Linked DNA regions of Homo sapiens: all the other regions are linked to region 5. A link is a contact called in ENCODE Hi-C or POLR2A ChIA-PET data. All regions are on one chromosome and are shown on one strand. The core of a region is the stretch at or near the end of the contact, and the rest is flanking DNA. Distances in the headings are between cores, read along the strand shown.

Region 1 (2,700 bases), core at 37-2,536, 1.6 Mb before region 5:
GTACAAAGATGTTTTAGCAGTATTGTTTATAATTGCAAGCAATTGGGAACAATCCAAATGTCCACCGATAGTAAAATGAAAAAATAAATTGGGGTATATTCATACAAGGAAACACCACATAACAGTGAAAAGACTAAAACTACACCCGCAAGTATCACCCTGTTTGAAAAACAAAAAGCTAAATCTAAGAAGACACAGAAAAATGCATACGGTCCACTTTCATGTATATAAAATTAAAAAACAGGCTAAATTAAGCCACTTCATGACTACAAGAAGAGGAACAGAATGCAACACAATTCAGGGTGGTTACGTCTGATACAGGAAAAGAGAATATGATCTGAGAGGTGCACGTAAGGGTTTGAGGGGTATGGTAATGCTCTATTTTACTTAGTCTGAATGCTAGTTTCCCGCATGGTTTTATTAAACTCTATATAAGTTGTATCCCCTGCTATGTACGTTACATAATCATTTAATGAGCAACAACAAAGAAACTTTGAATACTTTCCCAATGCATCTAAATTGAGAGTTCAATGTTTTTAACACTTCCTATAAGCCTGGTTGAACAGATCCCCAGGCTATTTATGACTTCTCTATCATTCACACTGAAGAAAACGGGTAAAACCAGACTACAACGCAGGAGTTAACAATTAAAAGGTAACACAACCTAAACAGTAAGGGCTGTGTCGTCTAATATTTTAGCATCTGACAAACAGGAATTGATAATCTTTCAAAATGTCTTTACTGACAAACTAGAGCTAAGGACATGTCGGATAGCTCCTTTCCCCATACCTCACCCCATTATCAGGGTCCACTCTTGTATATCATGACTACCTATTCCCACCTCACCCTATTCCTCATTCCGTCAGTGACTTTCAGCCACCCGCAGGCTTACAAGGTTCTGCGTCGCCCTAGGCATTTTCTTAATACTCATCCTTTTACAAAAGACGTAATCCGCAACAGCTTCGCTTTGGGGACCCTTTAGCAAAAGCAATGAATTAGGAACACCTGGGTGGCACCATATCGGCCAGCCGTTCCTGTGGGCCCAGCCAAAATCTTATCAGCGATTATTCAGGTACTCAACTACACAGTACAGGCTCCAGGTGGTTTTATAAGTCCACGAGGAACGAAAGAAAAAAACATCGCAACTCAACGTACACAAACCCCAGGCTTCGGTTCCCACATAACATCACCTTGGTTCTCCGGCTTCGGCTTCTGGTTACGAAATTCACTTTTTCCAGCGCCTTTTTCTGGCCGCTCCAGCGAGGGAGACGCCATTTGCAAGCTGCTTCCGGTGGCTCCGGAAATGAAACTGTTCTTAAACCCTACCGGCTAAAACGCCTACACTCAAAATGAGTTCCGCGGAACTCAGACGAGGAGATCTGCGCAGTCTCCGTGCGTACGTGCGTTAAGCCCGCGCTTTTACACAAACCACAGCTTCTCCTACGTGGCCAATGAAGAGCCGGAGACTTTCTCCCAGTATGCCCTGAAACCATGGAGTTTGCGTACTGGGACTTGTAGTTTAGCAGGCGGTATAGGCAAATTGGATACTGTTTTATCCGTAGTTTCCTCGTGGCCTCACGGCCTAACCTGGACCATCGGACAGCGGAGTGCTACCAACCTGTCATTGATGTCATTCATTCTTTCGATAAATATTTATATGTTGGCCAAATATGCGCTAGATGTTGGGAGGAAGTACAAATATGAGAATACAATGTATATTGGGCCTCCACTGCAACAAGTGACAGGAATAGCTACTATTTATTGTGAGACTACTTTGTTTCAGTACTTTATTTACATTATTTCTAATTTTAAAAACAGTGACAAAATTAAACTTTTCAAAGTTGTTTCTGATGGTAATCTTCCCGAGTGTTGGTATTTCTCTAAGTCAGAGGGATGGTAATTCAACATCCTGACGTTTCTGAAGTATTTCAACTAGCCTAAGATTTCTCAAAATCTCTAAACTCCTTTTCTACCCCCAACATTACATAGGGCTAAGATGTGTAGAGAGGTTCATCACTAACTACAAATAACTACACTTTTGGAAGTATAAGAGTTCTTCGACATGCCAAATATAAGATTTTTTTAAATTTTGATTTTATTGCTTGCATTTCTAAAATTTTCTGCAGCAAATAGGGAAAGTCTTTGATAGGTTAAATTCCTTGCATTAGTGAAATACACGTTTGTCTGATAAATCCACTCTCGTGTATCTTATACAATAATTTAGGTTTTCATATATGAGATCCAGGTATGAAACAGATTGTTACATATGGACAGAAGAACCCACGACAGAGGGGTTTTTTGTTTTTATCCTGTGAGTTTTATAAATGACAGGGATTTTATCTCTGTTCTTTTAATTTCCTCAAAAAATGATAAATTCCTAAAATAGAACAGATAGCAGCAGGTGAAAGTTATAAAGTGAGGAGTACACCTCATGAAGCAGGTTTTTATCATTCTTATTTTAAGTAACTCAATCACTAATAAGTGGAAGGCCCGTCTTCAAGTTCAGGCAGTTTGACCTAGCAGCTTCAGGGGGCTACTATTCATTAGGAGCTTCAAATGTGTTAGAGGGCTGATAGGGATTAAGGGGAGGGAATAGTCTAGAAATAATATTTGTGTTAAAGCCCTTTATTTTATAGCAAAATTTTCTACATAGGCTTTTCTTCCCATTTACGTGTATATTTTTAATCTTAGTATTGCTAT
Region 2 (2,745 bases), core at 67-2,566, 1.4 Mb before region 5:
AGCGAGTTAGCAGGAGCAGCAGGATGCAAATCTAGGTATAAGCAGAGTGTGAGTTTGGTGGTATGAAGGAAACACTGGAGCTGAACAAAAGATCATTGAAAAATCACTATTCACCTTACACTGAGGCCAATCTGCAAAATATTTTATCATTTATTAAACAATTTAAGCACTGAATCACAGACTATTTCCGGTACAAAATATTTAATAATGAGTGTATCGTGTGTGTGTGTGTGTGTGTGTGTGTACGTGTGTGTTTAAAGACAGGATTACTTATCGTTAGGAATAGGTTATTTTCCATAAAAAGGAAGTTTGGGCATATGGTACTGATTAAAAATGTTACTATGGTATATATAAAATAAAAACAGAAAAATACCATCAGTTTGAAATCATATGAAAGAAAACATGGCATTTTTTGCCTAATCAATGTTTATTTACAAAATACTCTGCAGGTATTCACACCTTTTCTCCTGGAATTTAGAATGCAATTAGTCATACAACATAAACCTAAAGAAAAAAATTACAAGCGTAGTAAAAATGCAACTTGTTTAGAATTTTGAAAATTGTGTAGAAAAGAGTTTCACACAATTATTCAGCATGAACTAGCTTGTTGTTATCAGTCAACAATAACCAAAAAAGTCAAATGCCTTCATGGGAGGAACATTTCAAGGTAAACTATAGTCAACTGAGATTTTTTAATATCTCAAGCTCAAAAGCAAGAGCATATATCCGAAAATCAAGTATTAATGATTTATTTATATCTCTTAACAGTGTTGTGGCAATTGAGGGAAAGGAAGGAGGTAATATGAAATGAGGAGATAGCTAGATGATATTTATGGAATGCATATAATTCAGGCATAATTATTTTCATGTTGGTTTTATGAAAACTTATAGTACATTATAACTAATCATGTTCCAGAAAATGCAAATAAGATAATAGTTGAGAAGGAATAGACATCAAATGCTTCTTTAATAAACCACAGCCATTTTCTCTAAGCAGGGAAAATGCTTTAATTGAATTTCATCTTATTAGAAAGACATTATTTCCTCCAGAGTCATAAAGTATATACAAGGAAGATTAGGAATTGTGCCTGTTGGGGCTATTTTGTAAGCACCACAATCTACTGTGGTGCTACTGTGGCTAGCGTAGGTAGAAAAATGAATTTATTGAAAGATATTAGACAGCTCAGAGAACTGTTGGGTGGGCTGAGGAATAGTCTCAAGATTAGCCCCTCCGGAACCATTCCTCAGAACCACACCAAAGAACTGGCCTGAGCAGGAAGTTACCATGGCCACCACCACCCCCACATTAGCAAAAGGAATGAATCATCCCCAGTTTGTTTCTTGCTACAGTTCACCTCCACGGTTAAGTCTCACTTCCGCCTCTAACTTACAAAACCATAGTTACACATCTGCAGCTTAGCCACAAGGGAGTCTGAGAATGCAGATTTTTTTTTTTTCTTTTCAAATTACCCTTGGAAAATGGAGCTCACAATGTGGAGAAGTATCAAATGAATAGAGGGTGTTGAAGGCATGTGGAAAATTTGGTAGGCAAAATTCTAAGATCTTCCACTATCTCCACTCCCTGATGTTATACCCAAGATTAGTTATATGGCAACAGGGATTTTGTAGATGTAATTAAGGGCCCTAAATAGTTTACTTTGAGTTCATCAAAAGGGTGATTATCCTTGGTGGGCTTGACCTAACCAGGTGAACCCTTAGAAGAGAATGTGCCCTTTCTGAGAGGAGATTTGAAGCATAAGAGAATTTTCCTGCTGGTCTTAAAGACACAAAGTCCACAAGATCGACAGCTGCAGGGAAACAAATTCTGCCAATGACCCCATGAGCTTGGAAGAGGGTCCTAAGCCTCAGATAAGACCCCAGCCCCAGCTGACACCTTAATTTTAGCCTTACAGGACCCTGAACAGAGAACCTAGTTATATTCTACCCAGAATTCCAACCAACAAAGCTATGAGATAATAAGCTAAGTTTTAAGCCACTAAGCTTGTGGTAATGTGTTATGCAGCAATATAAAATTAATCCAGGCAGCTACCAATGACAGGCATCTCTGAGAGTTGTCATGTATCAATGTTGGATAATAAATTATCCATAATCTTGTTAAGCATTTCCAAAAGGCAAAATAATTATAGTAAAGGTAATTTATATTTTCATAACCATTGTTAACTTCTCTTTAGGTACTATTCAGTGGTTACTCTCTGGTATAAACTGAGATTTAGAAATAAAAAAAGAAAACAGTTATTTAACAAATTTTTTGTACTACAATGTATTATCTAAATATGTGTGTGTGTGTGTGTGTGTGTGTGTGTGTGTGTGTGTGTCCAAGAGCTTATTACTATGGTAAAAATTAAAATATAAGTTTGATTTTATAACACCCATAATAAAAATATCTATCAGGAAGGACAGCTATAAGAAAAAGAAGGAAAATAAGCAAGTTAATAAGGAGGCAAACCAACTTTCTAATTGAGGAACAATTTATCACATGGTTTCATGCAGCTTACATTCTGACTAATTGATCATAATTTTATCAACCACGAGGTTAACAAGTAAAATATTCCTGGAATAGAAATAGACATGCTCTTACTCATCTCCCACAGCAGTTTCTTTAATGACATCTAAGAAAACAGCACAGTTCTAAAAACAATAATTACAGTCCATTTTAAAAAATTAGTTGAAATTACTTAGGTAAGGCTGTCTCATTTTAGAACAAAAACTAACTATGTAGTTTTT
Region 3 (2,856 bases), core at 23-2,522, 1.1 Mb before region 5:
CTATTTTTATCAGCCATTTTTGACCCTTCAGACCCAGAAAAGATTGGCAACTAAAATAAGCTATGCAAAAGAAAAATCCAAAGAATACTTTTTCCTCCTAAATTAGCAGACCCAACATATCTAAATATTAAACACCACCTAAAAACAAGGCAGTATTCAATAAAAATCTCTGCATTTCTTCCCACACTATCTACCCAGCAGGATGATACAAAAAATTATAAAGAAATAGAGTCCAAAATACAACGCTTGCATAAGTTTTAAAAGCATTGCTTGATATGCAAAGATACTAAAAAACAAAAGAAAAAATGTGCTATATTAAATGACAAGCAAAAACTTGATCGCTGTATGTTAATTATGTGTTATTCCAAAGAAATACAGGAAGAAAGGCTATAGCTGAAAGATCAAGAGTTGGCAGAATTGTTTATTGCTAAATTCTCTGTGAAGCAGCCTTATAAATGAGCCTTTCAGTAAATTCATTAACTAGCTGGTCTCAGTCTTAAACTGTCTGGCAAGGAATTGTGCTTATTGGCTAATAAGGCTAGCAACACCCTAAATGTGTTTGCTCATATACATTAATTCACTCAAAAAGTAATTAACGGGTCTAAAAGACTCAGTTCTGGGAGTCCTACTGACGTATGTGGTATAGCCATCCCATATTTTCCATGTTAACAAACTCTTTTCCATTGCATCTGGCTGAAGGCATCGCCTATCCTGGTGTTTATGACTCATGTAGTAGGGCCAAGACTGTTGCTCAAACAAGTTCTGATGGTTGAAACATTAGCCAGCAAGCCCCTTGGCCTCCCAGAAGCTCTAAGATGTCTTACTGTACCTCTTTCTCTGAATATCCTAAAATGCTGCTAACACTCGTCCCCCTGAACTATTATTGCTTTAACTGTATTTAAGGATGTTGCCTACAATTAGCTTTGAATATAGCAGTTTAGAGAGCAATATAAAAATGGTGTAAATGGTCAGTGAATGCATGAATGATCAATACATCAGAAAAGTGAAAAAAAAAAAAACTGGAACTGGTTAAAAGTTTTCAAAATAATTATTTCATAGGAACATTAATGAATACTTCATCTGGTCTCATGAAAAAGGAGTCAAGATCAAACAAAAGGAGTGTCTAATTATTAAACAACTATTTTTCTATGTTAGTGGAAACAAATCAAACTCTCAAACAATATGAAAACTATTTGTATACCTTTGGGAATATATATAAAAAAAATATGTGATGGATTCAGCTATGAAACAATGCTTTGTCTAACTGCCTGGTTACATGGTGCCTGAATAGAGGGTGAGGATGAGGAAAGAGATGACAAATCCACAGGAAATGATGAAAGAAATTCAGCCCAGGATTTGAAAATTACAATAAGTAATCTGCAATGCAGATAATCTACATAAAGAGTAAAGACAAATCACTGAAAACAGGCTGCATGCGGTGGCTCAAGCCTGTAATCCCAGCATTTTGGGAGGCCGAGGGGGGCAGATCACCTGAGGTCAGGAGTGCAAGACCAGCTTGGCCAACATGGAGTAACCCCATCTCTATTAAAATACAAAAATTAGCCGAGCATGATGATGGGTGCCTGTAATCCCAGCTACTCAGGAGGCTGAGACAGGAGAATCACTTGAACCCAGGAGATGGTAGCTGCAGTGAGCCGAGATCACACCACTGCACTCCAGCCTGGGGGGCTGAGCAAGACTCCATCTCAAAAAAAAAAAAAAAAAAAAAAAAAAAGAAAAGAAATTACTGAAAACAGCTAACTTCAAATTCAGCAAACTAAGTCAGATTCCGCTATGGCAAAGAGTTTGCCAAAAGTTATACTTTTGACCACAGTATTAGAATAGGAAGGAAGTAATACTGAAGACAAAATTCACTAAAATATTTTGGTTTCAGTTGGAACAAAAACATTCTCCTTTAAGGAACTGGTATTGTGGAGACTTGATGATATTCTAGGAAATGAAATGAGATAATGTTTTCGAAATAGCCCCACGATAATGTCAATGAGTAATTTCAGTTCTTATCACCATATGATGTGGTTAGTGAGCAGTACTGATACGGAGGGGAAAAAAAAGGTGTCAGAATGTTAAAAAAAAAAAAAAAAAAAAAAAGCCTCCCTCTCTCAGGAAAACAGCAATCAACAGCTACTGCTGCTGGACAAAAACCTAACACTTCTCAGTCATGGGGGAAAAATGTCTGAAAATGAGTTTCACTGTTTCTCAGCAAATGTTGGCTTAAATATCTTGGCTGTGCCCATCAGAATACCTATGCCCAGCTTCATAATCATAAAGAAAACAGGATTCCAGGTCATTTGTGCTACAAGAGACTCAAAAGGTCATTTGGCCCATGTCCAAATTGACACTAACTTTTCTCTATTACACAGCACACAAACTGCAGAGTCAGATCTATGGAACCAGGTCTTTCTCCTCTTCCTTGATCTATTTCTCTTCTTCTTTTAAAAATAACATAGATTGGCCAGGCATGGTGGCTCATGCCTGTAATCCCAGCACTTTGGGAGGCCAAGGCAGGTGGATCGCCTGAGGTCAGAAGTTCGACCCCAGTCTGGCCAACATAGTGAAACCCCATCTCTACTAAAAATACAAAAATTAGCGAGGCATGGTGGTGCATGCCTGTAATCCCAGCTACCGGGGGGCTGAGGCAGGAGTATTGCTTGAACCTGGGAGGAGGAGGTTGCAGTGAGCCGAGATCGTGCCACTGCACTCCAGCCTGCGCAATAGAGTGAGACTCTGTCTCAAATAAAAAAAAAATTAAAATAAAATAAAAATAACATAGATCAGGGTAGAAATATTGCTGAAGCTCAGTTGCAAATCTACGAAAGTACAAAAAGCTACCCACCT
Region 4 (2,700 bases), core at 152-2,651, 1.7 Mb before region 5:
TCCCTTTGTTTAGAATGCTATCTTAGACTTGTCTGTTTCACTTTCTGTATACAATTTCCAGAAAGGCTTCCCTGCTCCTCCACAAGAGTACCAAGCAATAGAATTTTGGCTTTGTATTTATCACGTTTTAAATACTGCCTGATTGCTAATTCACTAAATTGTAAGCTGCTTGAAAGCTGGATCTGTGTCTTGTCTACTGATCTTTCTCAATCACTTAAAACTTACTACTATGCAGTCATAGTAGTAAGTATTCAAGGGCATAAATGAAACCATCTTACATAGGTCTATTGTTTTTCAATTGTGTGCATCACAGACAATTTTTAAAAGCACTTTTCTTTTTATAAATGTTTGGCTAACCTGTTACAATGTTTTGTAGTAAAATTCTCTCCCAATGTCAATTTTCCATATCTGCTTAATGCTATTAAGCACAATATGTAATATGCAAACGTGTATTCCAAAACTAATACTTGCTTTTTTTCCATGCTTAGAATTTAAAGTCTTCAAAGCAAGTTGGTTTTGTTTTGTTTTGTTTTTGAGGAAAATGTTTGGAGGTAAACAGATCAGACCAAAATCAGCTAGATATTAGCCAATTTTGTCTGGAACAAAAAAAGAAAACAAAAGAGTTCGTTCTTACTGTGAATGCCACAATTAGTGAAAAAGATGAATCTTGATATTCCGGGCTGTCTGAATTGTGCTGATGAGAGAAGAAGTAGAAATGTTTTAACCTTTGAAGAGTTTGGTGATCCCTACTCTCCCTTCACTCCCATTTATTTTGTGGTTTCCCACAAAGGTTCATTTAAAAACTGAAAAAAATCTCATCAATTAAGTTGGCCTTAAGAACTTCTTTGGCCTTAAGAACTAGCAATATTTCTGTATTCCATTCTGTCCCTGAGGAAAATAAAAGGCAGGCCCTGCACCAAATTTCCAACTCAACAGGTAATGGGGAAAAAAAATTTAATTGAATTTGTATCTGTATCGCAGAAAAATCATTTCACCTGGCACAATTAGAAGGTTCCTCAGACCTGTTACTCAGCAATTGGCATTTACCATACAAACTGATGACTCATTAATAACGACATATCATTCAGTGTCAGAAATCAATTCGGGATAACATTTCACTACATTAGTTTAGTGAAAAGGGCTTACTCACGTAACACAAGTCTTTCTTTAGTTTGTCAGACATCTATTACCAGCTTTCTTCACTCTGCAGGTCTAGCTTTCCCCTCCTCTCCCCCTCCCCTACCCACTCTCCCCTCCCTCTTCTCTCCTCCCTCCTCCTTACCCCCTCCTCCCTCCTTTGTTTTTCCCTCCTCCCTCCTCCCTTTCTCCTTCCGGGAGGCGGGACAAGGCTTGCTTGCGTCCTCCGTAGATTGGCAGGTCACTGGGACGGCCAGCGCGTGCGCACTGGCCTGTCAGCGGCCGGTGGACCATGGAGGCCGCAAGGCCCTTCGCCCGGGAGTGGAGGGCCCAGTCCCTACCCCTGGCAGTAGGGGGCGTTTTGAAGCTGCGGCTCTGTGAGCTGTGGCTACTGCTACTGGGTTCTAGTTTGAACGCCAGATTTTTGCCAGACGAGGAGGACGTAGACTTTATCAACGAGTACGTGAACCTCCACAATGAGCTGCGGGGCGACGTCATTCCCCGAGGGTCTAACTTGCGCTTCATGGTGAGGCCGGAAGGCGGTTTGCCGACCCTTCCACTACCGTTGCCACAACGCCTCCCTGGATCTCGGGTAGTTGGGGCCACTGCTCTGAGGCTGAAGGATCGCGGAGAACCGCACTTTTAGCTTGGTTTTTAAAGTACACGTGAAGTTTACACAGAGAAAAACTGCGGACACTCTAACACATGCTTATTACCATGATATTACACAGGGCCAGGACTAAGGTGATGGAGGCACTGGCCTGAAGTGCAGATTTTAAGGGGGCGCCAATTCAAGAAAATGATATTTTAATGCAACGGGTTTTTAAAAATTAAAAATCAGTGCAAAAATATCAATATCAAGGGTAAAGAAAATGTTAAAAAATTTAACAAAGACAGGTTCCTTGGGTCTGGATTAGGGAAAAACAAGTGCGACACTCTCAGGGTGGTGCAAATCAAGATGAGATTCTGTTTGTATTTGAAATTTTTATTTTTAGCTTTTTCCATCATCGATGTCACATTAGCTTTGCCTTTTAAAAATGTTTGTTATCTTGATTTTTTTTTTTTGTGCCCATTCCAAATTTGGCTCCTAAGGAAGTGTCTCAGTTTCCTCACCCTAGTCTTGACCCTGATTTTGCCTTACCTTACAATGCGGTTCTTGCTTTCCCCCTCTTTTACACCCTATAGTCATTTAACAACTCAACTATTCCCTGGTTGCTATTGAGTTTTCCTGACTGTCATTAAAATGACTGAAAATCCGGCAAATAAATAACTGTCCTCTTAGGGAATTAGAAGCTTCAAACTTATAAATTATATTGCAAGGACTACTTTCCTAGACATGTCTTTTCTTCCTTCAGCATTAGTTCTTAGCACAAATTTCAGAAATGGGATAAATAAATTAAGGGTATGATATTTTTTATTAATTTAACACATAGCAATTGCTATGCTAAAGGGTAGTGCCAAATTTAGCAAATACCAGCTGTTCTGTTTTCACCACATCCTCACTGATTTGGACATGTTCAATTACTTGCTAAATGAATAAATTACAAAAATGGTCATTTGTTT
Region 5 (2,862 bases), core at 56-2,555:
TATAAACTTTGATTGCTGTAGCCAGCATATTTTTGACTTATATAAATTGGTTACAACATTACATGTAACCTTGCCTATTTTTCCCACTATATCTGAGAGTAGAATTCCAACAATAATGGTTTGGATGGCTCTATTTTTAAAAAAGAATGTTTCTATAATGTTTATCAATATTAATTATTATGCTTAAATACAAATACAAATGGCATGTTGGAACACTTAATTGAATTCAACATCACCATCCTTAACATATTAGAAACTAAGGTGTTTATGTTTGCTTACCTTTTGTGCATTTTCCCCATCTTCAACTGCAAAATCTAGTCTGGGCTGCCTGGGGCTGATCAGGTCTTTTAGTGTTAAACAATTTACCTCCATCTGTAATGCACAATTACACTAGAAAATGATTTTGCAATTAGGTATTTTTTCCTCAAACAAAAATATCTACATATGTGTTACTTGTTTGTCAATATGAAATTCCCCCTTCTCTAAGCACATCCTGGGCATTTCCAGGAGTTGTAGCCACCCTCAACTTTCTAAAACTCACGCGAACAAACTCAAACACCTAAAGTGTGCTTAGTAATACTGAAAATCTGGGAAGAAAAAAATCTACAAAAATAGTAACTCCTTATGAAAAGCTAGATGGCAAAATAAAGTTACCAAGTCGGAAGGGTGTTGGGCAAATCTGTCAGAAAAGTACAGGGTCTCCCAGGTCAGTTAATTTTGGCGCAAAGAACTGAGAGGAATTCGGCTTTGAGGGGTTTTGAATCGGGGGAAGGAAACCCGATCGCTAGACCAAACCCACTCAGCGCTGAGCGCAGCCCCTTCCCAGGCCTCCAAGCAGATCCCCCAAATAAACTTCTCCAATGAAAGCTCCAAGTTGTGGGGAAGGGCAAATCCCCTCTACTGCCGGGCCGGAGTGAGAGCTGCACCCGGCACACCCTCTGCGCACCGGGTTCCCCGGCAGAAACACCTCGAGCCCTCGCCAGCCGGGGGACGTGAGGAGTGGCAGGCTGGCAGCCGGGGCGGGAGTGGGCCCTGTATCCCAATTCCCGCCTCCCCACTGGCGCTGGGGCCGCACGCTTACCCCTGCTTTCCTAAGGAGGCTTCCTGCCTCTGCAGGGACCTCCACGGACCCAAGCCGATGAGGGAAGGTGGTGCGGCGATCAGCAGCCGGGCGGCGGCATCGGGAAGGGAGAGCGAGGCGCGCAGATCCCCGCGCCGAGTGCCCTGGGCTGGCGGGGACCCCGCGGCGTCCGGGCAGCGCCAGCGCTCAGACCGGCCGAGCGCAACTCCAGCCTGGATCGTAGTCCCCGCTAAAACACCTCCTCTGGCGCCTTGAGACCGAATTTGAGAATCCACCAATCAGCGGCGGCCGGCGGGGCGGCCCCGGCCAATCGTGCGGCGGCACGGCCCGGGCTCACCGCCCCTCGGAGTCTTGGCGCTCCGAGCCGCGCGTTTTGCCCTCACCCGCCCAATTGTTGCCGCCTCGGCCCCCTCCCCCTTCCGGGTACCTGGAAACCTCGGGCCCGGGAGCCAATTCCTGCTGGGGACGCGGGCCCCGGCGGCCGCGGGAAGCCAAGGTGGGGGCGGCGCGGGGCGGCGCGGGGCGGCGGGAGAAGGAAGAGGAGGAGGAGGGCTCTTTTGTTATGCATAGAAGACCCGCGCACGTCCCCGCGGCTTGCCGCGCCCGGGGACCCCGGGCACAGCCAGAGGACAGGAAAGCAGATGGGGTTTGGAAGAACGATCTACACCCTCTGGATGCTGCTGCCGCCATCCCCGCCCGCCCTCAGCAACCTGTGCGGAAGCGGAGTTGTCCAGACTTGCCGGGGCAAACTTCTTAACATCGCACGCTGGTGTGACACATGAACCATGGTTACCGCTCTGCTGCGAGCAGATGGCACGCCAGTTAGCCCTGGAGACAAGACTGGAAGCCAAACCAGAAGTTTTTCTAACTTTTTTTTGTTTGTTTGTTTTGTGTGTGTGGCAAATCCGGAAATGTTTTTTGGTGTTCCCTTTTCGGCAAATTGCAAATAATTAGGAGGGAAAAAGCTTTATATAAAAAAGTAGTTCTTTGCAATAGGGACTAGCATTCTGGGAGACAGTCTAGAAAATTTCCTCAACACCACTGATCTGTATTAAATGTTTCACTTCTTTCATCCTACAGTTTCTTGTTTAAAATATGAATGTTGGTAGAGATGGACTTTTTACAAAACAGACTTTATTGTTTAGAAGTTTTCAATTTACAGAAAAATTGAGATAGTACCAAGAATTCCCATATATTCAGCACCCAATTTCACCCACTATTAACATTTTGTGTTAGTATAGAATATTTTTTGAAATTAATGATCTAATATTGGTACATTCTTCTGAGCTCAAGTCATTACTTTATTCAGATTTACTTAATTTTTTCCTAATGGCCCTTTTTTCTGTTCAGGATACCACATTACCTTTAGTTCCTATGTCTCTAGGCTCCTCTTGGCTATGACAGTTTCTCATACTTTCCTCATTTTTGATACCTGGACATTTTTGAGTAGTATTGGTCAAGTATTTTGTAAGATATCCCTCAACTGAAATGTGAGACAGCCTTCTTAAAGCATCAGACATTCTTAAATGTACAGACATGTCCCTACCCCCCATCTACTTTACAGCAAAGGTATCATTTTCCTTTCTATACCAAGACTCCATTCTTCACCACTTACCCTCCAAATATTTTTATTTTATTTTATTTTTGGAGACGGAGTCTTGCACTGTCACCCAGGCTAGAGTGTAGTGGCCCAATCTCGGCTCACTGAAACCTCCACCTCCTGGGTTCAAGCGATTCTCTGCCCCAGCCTCCCGAGTAGCTGGGACTACAGCCGTGCGCCA

Evidence for each region. A loop is a pair of places that touch in the nucleus more often than their neighbours do. ChIA-PET counts read pairs that join two places held with the same protein, here RNA polymerase II (POLR2A). Pooled maps may share reads with other maps.
Region 1: a map of B cell shows a loop between it and region 5 (7-fold over the local background). The contact joins the promoter of KRR1 here to the promoter of E2F7 in region 5. A Hi-C loop is called at or near these places in 2 of 168 maps with a recorded cell type or tissue (B cell and naive thymus-derived CD4-positive, alpha-beta T cell), 3 of 37 single-sample maps with no recorded cell type and 10 of 50 pooled maps.
Region 2: a pooled map shows a loop between it and region 5 (6-fold over the local background). The contact joins the enhancer-like site here to the promoter of E2F7 in region 5. A Hi-C loop is called at or near these places in 3 of 37 single-sample maps with no recorded cell type and 4 of 50 pooled maps.
Region 3: a loop to region 5 is called in a map with no recorded cell type, with 11 times the contacts of the local background. The contact joins the enhancer-like site here to the promoter of E2F7 in region 5. A Hi-C loop is called at or near these places in 3 of 37 single-sample maps with no recorded cell type and 8 of 50 pooled maps. POLR2A ChIA-PET finds 5 or more read pairs at or near these places in 1 of 52 experiments (H1).
Region 4: a loop to region 5 is called in a map of ascending aorta, with 5 times the contacts of the local background. The contact joins the promoter of GLIPR1L2 here to the promoter of E2F7 in region 5. A Hi-C loop is called at or near these places in 1 of 168 maps with a recorded cell type or tissue (ascending aorta), 9 of 37 single-sample maps with no recorded cell type and 8 of 50 pooled maps.

What each region holds. Positions count from the first base shown.
Region 1 is chr12:75,510,323-75,513,022 of GRCh38, forward strand. KRR1 (KRR1 small subunit processome component) reads right to left here and starts at 1,287. Exons shown (of 10, transcript NM_007043.7): 1 at 1,191-1,287. The coding sequence starts at 1,275. RefSeq lists enhancers at 500-1,044, 1,045-1,588, 1,095-1,254.
Region 2 is chr12:75,639,880-75,642,624 of GRCh38, forward strand. The region is part of intron 8 of LOC105369844 (a long non-coding RNA gene); the gene reads right to left. Among named protein-coding and RNA genes, the nearest start is that of KRR1, 130 kb to the left of the region's middle. RefSeq lists a silencer at 2,376-2,576. Within about 2 kb of position 1,317, at least 5 of the 41 ENCODE cell types and tissues checked have a DNase peak (open chromatin) inside an H3K27ac peak, as active enhancers do.
Region 3 is chr12:75,932,624-75,935,479 of GRCh38, forward strand. No RefSeq gene overlaps it. Among named protein-coding and RNA genes, the nearest start is that of PHLDA1-AS1, 96 kb to the right of the region's middle. Within about 2 kb of position 1,273, at least 5 of the 41 ENCODE cell types and tissues checked have a DNase peak (open chromatin) inside an H3K27ac peak, as active enhancers do.
Region 4 is chr12:75,389,688-75,392,387 of GRCh38, forward strand. GLIPR1L2 (GLIPR1 like 2) reads left to right here and starts at 1,402. Exons shown (of 6, transcript NM_001270396.2): 1 at 1,402-1,663. The coding sequence starts at 1,430. It also overlaps a transcript of CAPS2 not described here. RefSeq lists a silencer at 1,204-1,376 and an enhancer at 1,334-1,463.
Region 5 is chr12:77,064,264-77,067,125 of GRCh38, forward strand. E2F7 (E2F transcription factor 7) reads right to left here and starts at 1,306. Exons shown (of 13, transcript NM_203394.3): 1 at 1,082-1,306; 2 at 280-372. The coding sequence starts at 372. RefSeq lists silencers at 1,146-1,195, 1,216-1,645 and enhancers at 1,254-1,960, 1,696-1,925.